Regions from separate parts of the Homo sapiens genome. Here region 1 is linked to region 2. The links are chromatin contacts, found by Hi-C or POLR2A ChIA-PET in ENCODE. All regions are on one chromosome and are shown on one strand. The core of a region is the stretch at or near the end of the contact, and the rest is flanking DNA. Distances in the headings are between cores, read along the strand shown. Region 1 overlaps LINC00499 (long intergenic non-protein coding RNA 499). Region 2 overlaps SLC7A11 (solute carrier family 7 member 11).

What was found. Hi-C counts contacts between places; a loop is a spot of excess contacts on that map. ChIA-PET counts read pairs that join two places held with the same protein, here RNA polymerase II (POLR2A). Pooled maps may share reads with other maps.
Region 1: a pooled map shows a loop between it and region 2 (2.0-fold over the local background). The contact joins two enhancer-like sites. A Hi-C loop is called at or near these places in 1 of 168 maps with a recorded cell type or tissue (Calu3) and 2 of 50 pooled maps. POLR2A ChIA-PET finds 5 or more read pairs at or near these places in 2 of 52 experiments (PC-3 and PC-9).

What each region holds. Positions count from the first base shown.
Region 1 is chr4:138,403,307-138,407,227 of GRCh38, forward strand. All of the region lies in intron 2 of LINC00499 (long intergenic non-protein coding RNA 499), which reads left to right. Among named protein-coding and RNA genes, the nearest start is that of LINC00498, 93 kb to the left of the region's middle. RefSeq lists an enhancer at 2,314-2,373. Within about 2 kb of position 2,410, at least 3 of the 41 ENCODE cell types and tissues checked have a DNase peak (open chromatin) inside an H3K27ac peak, as active enhancers do.
Region 2 is chr4:138,220,743-138,224,807 of GRCh38, forward strand. SLC7A11 (solute carrier family 7 member 11) reads right to left here. Exons shown (of 12, transcript NM_014331.4): 4 at 2,457-2,582. Among named protein-coding and RNA genes, the nearest start is that of SLC7A11, 20 kb to the right of the region's middle. RefSeq lists an enhancer at 2,132-2,742. Within about 2 kb of position 1,434, at least 4 of the 41 ENCODE cell types and tissues checked have a DNase peak (open chromatin) inside an H3K27ac peak, as active enhancers do.

The DNA.
Region 1 (3,921 bases), core at 1,160-3,659, 180 kb after region 2:
GTTGAAAATATAAAGCAAACAAAGTGAAAAACTCAATGGCTCTCCTAATTCCTAAGAAGAGAATTACCATATGGATAAGCAGTCAAGTGGGAAAAGATGACTATTTTCTGAGACCAGAGAGAAGCTCTCTAAGTCCCTCTTGTGTTAAGTCTGTCCTACTGTTGAGAATGTGTTTATGGGGTAGAAATTATTTCCCCATCTCTAATATTCTTTTACCATGCACTCAACAACCTAAGGATATGGTCTTAGGTTGTAGAGATCTTTGAAAGTTACTTTTCTGTGTCACTACAAGCATGCAGGCCGAAGACCAGGGTTGTTCTATACTAGGAGCACCCTCCATCAGAACTTTCTGAAATGTTAGAAATGCGCCATAACTGTACTGTCCAATATGTCAGCCATTACCCTCATGTAATCAAATGTAGCTACCATGACTGAAGAACCAAATTTTTTATTTTATTTTTATTTTATTTTAGCTATTTTAAACTTAAAAAGCTACATGGGTCTAGTGGCTCCGTCATTGGATAGAACAGCTGCAAAAGCAAACATAAAGCTTGTGGGCTGATAATCAACTAGATCTACTAAAAACATGTGTCAGTCTGCACCATAAAGAATAAACTATTCCTCTTTGAAGCATCTATGTTAGTTCTATCACCGCCATTGTTTCGGTTCTTTAATATCATCTGCTGTGGATCTCTAAAAACTGGGAAATTGAAAGCCAGGGTAGAAAATCTTATCAATTAAATCAGCACATTCCAGGTGACAGAAAATATTGGGAACTTGTTCACTTATCCACAGATCACAGGTGTGAAACTTACGTCATGTAGTGCATTGTGCGGCCCTCTTCATACATGTGGCAAACTACCCCATCAGCAACTATGAATAACAAGAGTTTTTATTTGGCTTAAAGAAAGAAATATAAACTTGACTTAATGAGAGTACTCTGACCAATGGAGGAGTTCTTTTAAGAATCAACTGTTTTTACCTCCCAGATAGACAGTCCAAGAAGAAACAGACTTAGTTACATAAAGGAAAATAAAGATCAGATGCAAAGAGTTTCTTTCCAACTTCAATATTAGGCAATGAAATGGGTTCCCAAAGGGTGACTTCAGAATCTCTAACACAGGACATTGTCATACAAGCCATCTGGTTTAGCTTACTGGTGTCATCCACTACATGCTATTTCTAGAATTGGGTATTTTATTTTAGCTGAATATGTTTGGTTGAGTATCTTACATAAAGGTCTTGCTATATTTTTTTCCAGACTTTGGACTCCCACATAGTCTAGTGTGTATGCATAATTATTTCCTTAAAAGTATAAGTTCAGAGTTAAGGTTAATAAGACCTCATATATGTTGGTACTAAGGTTGTTATTTAGTTGTAAAGTGTAGCAATGTGATTGGCACTGTATTGAGGTGCAAAAGATACAGTTCTTAACCTAAGGGCATAATCCAAAATCTAGCCAAGTGAAAGATAAAGATATGATTATAATTTTATTATTCAACACTTCTATTTGTAGAAAAACTCTAGGAAAAAAAGTTTTTAGAAGCATTATTGAGCAGTATGAAATAATATGGATTTCAACTTTTAAAAATTAGGGGTAAGAGAAAAGAAATAAGAAGGAAACAAGTTGACATATTGGGCAAGAATTTAGAGAGAGTAATAAGCTTGGTATGTGTTTATTAGCAGTAGACAATAAGTTTGGAGGATTAATTATTAACTGTAATGCAGAGAATAAAATCCTGCTATGGGCTGTATTTATTAAGCGCAGTTTTGACAAGCAATAATTATGTAAGCACAACATTCCCTTTCATAATTAGTTGGGTTTTTTTTAAGCTTTCACCATTCACAATTTGCCCCCAAAATGTTAACCATAATACAATACCACAGATGCAAAACATTCAGGGGGTCTTCGTGCACATTTTCAGCCTTCTGCAAACACACTCTGCCCTCAGGAATCAGTGAATCTTTGAGACAAGCTCTCCCCTATACCATTGCCCACCTGCACCCCAGGCCACAAACAAAATGGAAGATACAAAACGAGGTGATGCAGGATGGTAAGAAAGAGAGCTTTGGGTAGTGACCAAAGAGAAAGTAGATCTGAGAGACTGCAGGTGATGAAAGAATTAAAAATCCGAGACAAAGAAAGAGCTAGGAGGGTCAAAACTTCAGGAGCCCTGCTTTCCTGTCTCCAGTCCTTGATCTGGCTGAAACTGTGCAGAAGTGAAAGCAAGGGCCTGTGACAGGTGACTCTCTCACAGTTCTTTCTGCAAGAGACCATCTGACTCCTGCCACCAGTGTGACAAAGACCACATGGAGGTCTGGGCTGAAAATCAGATCACCAGCCTCTAGCAGGTAAGGCTGCTACTATTAGATTTGCCCTAAGACTGCTGGATATATTTTATGACAGGTACCATTGGGTAACTCATTGGTTAGGAATGTGGGTTCTGGAGTCAGACTGCCTGAGTTTAAGCTTCAACCCACTGCCTGGCTGTGTGACCTTAGGTAAGTTAATTACACTGCCCAGGCCTCAGTTCCCCTAACTATGAATAGGACACAGTGACACTGACCTTGTGAGTACTAAAGGAAATTGTGTTCAGGAAAATGTTAGAGTAGTGGCTAGTTTGCTATAAACACTCAACAAATATTATATTACTCATTGTTATTTGTAACTTTCTGACTCTCTTGGAATAGTTTAACTGTATTTTCCATAACAAACAAAATTACTGATATTTAATGGCTGCTGAACTGACAGACATGATGGTTTTAGTGGTTGGTAAATCTCATTAAACAGGTTTCTAATAGCCAACTGGTATTTAATGAGCATATTGATGGTCTTACTGTCTTTAAATTAAACCCTATTTCAACCATTTAATTTCTGTTTATAACATACTTCCATCCTTTTAAAAGAAGCATATAAAGCTTCTCTTGAAAAGAAAAATGTCCATTCACTTTTTTCTTCCCTGTTTTATTGACTGCCTAAATTCTTAGTAGCATTTGGGCAGACACTTCGTGCTGTTCAAGCCTATTGAGTCATGTGCTGTTGTGAAATTATTGTCTACCTAACCACAAATGCAATATGCTGGTATAACTTCCTCTTTTAAACAGTTTTTGATTGTCAGACAATCCTAAACATATTCTCTTTTCACTTGACAATGCAATTTTATCTATATGCCCTTCTTTCTTATTTTCCTTTTTGTCTTTGCCCCTTGCAGATGACTTCAATTCCATCATTACTATTCCTGTCTACTTGCAATATCAATATTATTTATCATTGTGTTGATGTGTGCTTTCTTCTATCCCATACATCCTATCAGTATAAACTCTTTCATTATATTGATTAACCAACTCAGTTTATGGCAGTGTTTCTTTATCTGTCATCAATTGATTATCACACATTCATCAGGCACTGGATAGAATTCATAGGATATGCCACAAAGTGAGAAGGGGGATCATTTGCTTCAGAGAAGACACATTTACTGATCATACTGCAAAGAGCAAGCTGACCCCTGCTTGAGATCTTACAGAGAACTACAGAAAATTCACAAAAGCCCCCACAAAAGAGTCTGCTGTGACCATCTGTCAAGTTGTCAGCTGTAAACAACTGCCAAAATGCTAGATCACCTCACAAGGAGCTGTGAAGTAACATCTTTGCTGCCTTTCTTACTTCTTCCTTCCTGGCACCAATCCTTGAAGAGCCAGAAAACTCTGCCGGTGAATTGGAGAAGGAGTAGAAGTAGTATTAGACTAGGTAATAAATCTCTTCCACCCCTACTTCAACTTCTGGCTTCCCACTCACAGCAGACTCAAGCTGCCAGAAAGGAAAAAAACTTCAACTTTAACACAAGATCAAAGTTTTTACAAACACATGCTTCTGACAGTTAAATTACTAAACTGGGGCAGTTTTCTGTGACCTGAAGTAAC
Region 2 (4,065 bases), core at 184-2,683:
AAAACTTCATGTAAATAAACAGAAGGGGGACAGGGGGTGGATGATGTGTATGAGACACTCTCTCTTCCAAGTCAAATCTCAGTTTTTCCTGCATTCATTGCCCAGGCATAACTTATATATAAATATAATATGTGTGAGTATGAAGACCAAAAATGGAGAATGTTGAATTATATACTAAACAATTTTTCTCTCAAATGATTCCCAAACATAGCTCACTTTTTAAATGACATGATAAATTCAGAAATGCCCATTTTACTAAAACATCATTGTGTCCTTCCAGGAGAAAAATATAAATAGTGGAATTCAGATAAAAGCATCTGTTGAATATTCTTTTATCATAATCTGTGGTCTCTTTGGCATAAAGGCACAATATTTCTTAGAGTGCAGCACCAAATAATCCATAAGAAAAACCAAATTCTATAAAGACTGGGTCACAAGCAAAGATCTTCAAAAGTGCCATTTTGAGAATATTACAAAAGAGAGGCATTTTGTTTCTAGAATTCAGGAATATTTTGGCTATATAACAGAGGTCTCATGAAGATTAAAGGCAATATTCAAAGGAAAGTTCAACAAACTCTCATAAGTGAATACATAACATACAACTACTTTCAGGATATGATTAGAATAGAAATAAAAGCACAATCTGTATTAACAAAGTCTCCTACTAGAGTTTCAGATTAATGTGAAAAATGTGTGATCATGTTAGAGATGAAGAAAATCACAATTTTACAGCAATCGAGCAAATATACCTGCTAATAATGGTCTCTAAAATGTTAAATTTACATTAAATGCGGTAATATTCTCAGGGAATTTCTCTGTTGTGTGAGATCTCTGAATAAGCCTGTCACATTAAGCATTGATATCATGATTATTGATTAAAGTGTCTCTGTATTTTAGCCACTAAAAAAACCTCAAGATATATCATGACCTCTGCTCTCAAGGAATTTGCAATAGAGCAACATTTGGGCAACCAAACCCTTCCTCATATACATATATAAATACCTGGTAAAAATTGAATAAAGTCTATAATGCTACCTATAGTATCTTACATTACACCAAAAAGAAGAAGAAAATAAATCTTAGTTTCAAGGGATAGCATATAATCTTTTGGAATCTAAACTAGTATTAAAGAACAGCCAATGACCCAGAGATTCTGCACTTTTCAAATACTGAAGAAACTCCTTACAGAAGACTGAAGAGTTAGCTCAGAAAAATAAAGCACTAACAAAACAGATTATTGTGCCTACATTCCTAACGAATAAGATAGAAATGAGCAGGCTAGCTCTGTGGAGGCCAAGGTGTATTAGAAGAGCAAGCTCCTGTCTTCTCTTCAGTGCAAGCTCTAACGGTCAAAATCTTCATTGTGTTTATTCTGCATTGGCTGCTGTTGCTGGATTTCATAAAAGCATTTCCGCCAGCAGGGCTCTAAAATCTCCCACTAGGCTTATTAAATGGGCAACAGCAGCTCCCTTTCCCAGCTCCAGAGTGGCTGATCCTTCAGTGTTTGTCATTATTTAATGCTTCTACCAACAGTGATGATTTTACCAAACGCTGGCATTTCCTTTTGCCTTGTGTAATTCTTCTGCAACGTCATTAAATTTCTCTAGATTCCCTTTCTTGGAACAGACAATATCAATGTAAACATTAAATACTTAACATGCCCAAGTTATGTCATTCCTTTACAATTTCTTCTCACTTTATTTCCTGCTATATTCCTGTTGCTAATTAAATACCACATGTGAATCTCTGTCCTCCAACAATTTCCACTGAATCCAAGCAACTGCATGTGCCTTCTTTCCTAAAACAAAAACTCTAAATGTCACCTCTCAATTTCTTTTTTTAAATTAAATGTTAAACTCTATAAAGCAAGTAATCGCAGAAATGCGAATTTTATATTAAAAATAATGTAACAATAAAAATTAAGTTTTTACAACTATTTTATTGTGATATAATTTTGGTGTTTAGGAATGCTGTTCCCGTATTGACTCCTCTGTTGAGGATACCACTCTCAATTTAAAAGGAATAATAACCAGAAAGTCAAAGAATTATTGATCATCTTTTATCACTTTCCAGATACCTTTTTCTCTTTAATTTTTATTACTATTATTGGACAATTTTAAAGTAAAAAAAAGACATATTTATCTTTAATTAAAACTAAGTGGCAGGTTTTTTTTTTTTCCACTTCGAGTTTTCACTCCAAACCATTAAACCTAGAAAATTCACTGATGCCTTATTTTGTTGCATGGCCCATTCTTAATCCTCTTTCTGCCATTCAACTGTAAAAACCAACTCACTCACAATGTAGCAGCCTTTCAAATCAATTAGATGACAATATAGAGTTTAAGTTCCACAGGCAGAGACTAATTAAGGATTCTGTTAGTACAAGCAAAAGTTAGTGTTAAAAAAGACCAAAAGCAGATACGTATTTTAAAAAGCATTTGCTTTTCAGTCCATACCTTTAATTAGCTGCATAACTCCAGGGACTATAATTATCAGAATTGCTGTGAGCTTGCAAAAGGTTAAGAAAATCTGGATCCGGGCGCTCCAGCTGACACTCATGCTATTTAGGACCATCACTACAGCTGCAAACAAATAGAGGAAGTTACAAAAGGTGAATTCTCACTGGCACAAAGACATTTTAGGTCCTTGTTACTCAAAGGGCAATCTGTGAGGCAGCAGTGTTGACATTACTTAGAAGTGTTTTAGAAATGCAGAATCTCAGGCTCTGCCCCAGGCCTAATGAATACAAATCTACATTTCAACAGGTTCTCCAGCTGGTTTTTATGCACATTGAAGTTTGAGAAACATGGATAAAGCCTCTGGACAATAAGAATTCTTCTCTTGTTCTTTGTATGTAAGAGTGGACATATATTGTAGTACTCTAACAATCACATAAAAATGTCTTCTAACCAAACCCAGCATCCAATCAGATGGCTGAATTTCACTGTCTAGCTTGATGTGACAACTCTTTCCTGTCTCTATGATGGTATGCCTGCCAATGTGGATCACACTCAAGAAGGAGCAAGAAGTGTAGAAGTTGGCTCAGATCTTATTTTTCACTCTCAGGACTAGCCTCAGGCAGCACTTTTCTTTTGGTTGTCTTCTTTCTAATTAGCATGTCAAGGGGCGACTTTCAACCCACCGTACAAGTATAGTTTTTCAAGATATGTTTCAGGGCTTCAGCACAATATTCTAAGTGATGAGTGCAAAAGACTAACCAGGCTAGAATGCACATTGGGTTCAAAGCCAGAAGAATTTTTCATTCTTACTGATGCTGTCTACAATTTCCCAAGCAGCAATAACTATCCACCTTCGACACCTTGTGGACCATGAAAACCTCAAGGATAGAGCAAGGGTTATTCATCGCTGTATCGCTGGTATCCAGCTCCATGCCTGGCCCAGGTAACTTAATACATTTTTGTTGAATGAATGAACTGGATCCTCAGTTAGAAAATCTAAGGCACAAGGGAAATGGTGATGCTCTAAGACCTTTCTCCCCTACTCTGCTGGGATGACTGAGGTTATTCTAGACAGTGGTTTTCAACTTTATACTCTTTCCACAACCTTATGCTTGGAACAACCCAAAACACTACTTTATTCCTGACATTTACAGTTATTAACTATAACCTTTATATTTATAAAGGTATATTCTCCCTAAACAAATATTTAAAATGTAAAGATATTTCTCAAAGAATGAAACAAAACTCCTACAGAATTCTTATTATTCAAATTGAAATTGGAAGTTTTCCTTATATATAGTAATGAGTCCGCCTCACAGTTTTCACTGCCTGATATAGTTACTAGCTCACTTCAGAATTTAACAATCAATGCAAATGTCAGCAACACATAATCTTTAAAGGCAAAAAAATGGAAATAGCCTAAACCTCCTAAAGGAAGGCTAATTAAGGTATATCATTTTAATAGTTTATATGCAGCCACTTAAAATTATGAGGCAGTTAAATATTTATTACAAGAAAGGATATTCATGATATATTACTGATCAATACAGCAAGTTAGAGGAATGGATGGAAAGAAGGAAGGAAGGAAGAAGGAAAAGAAGGAAGG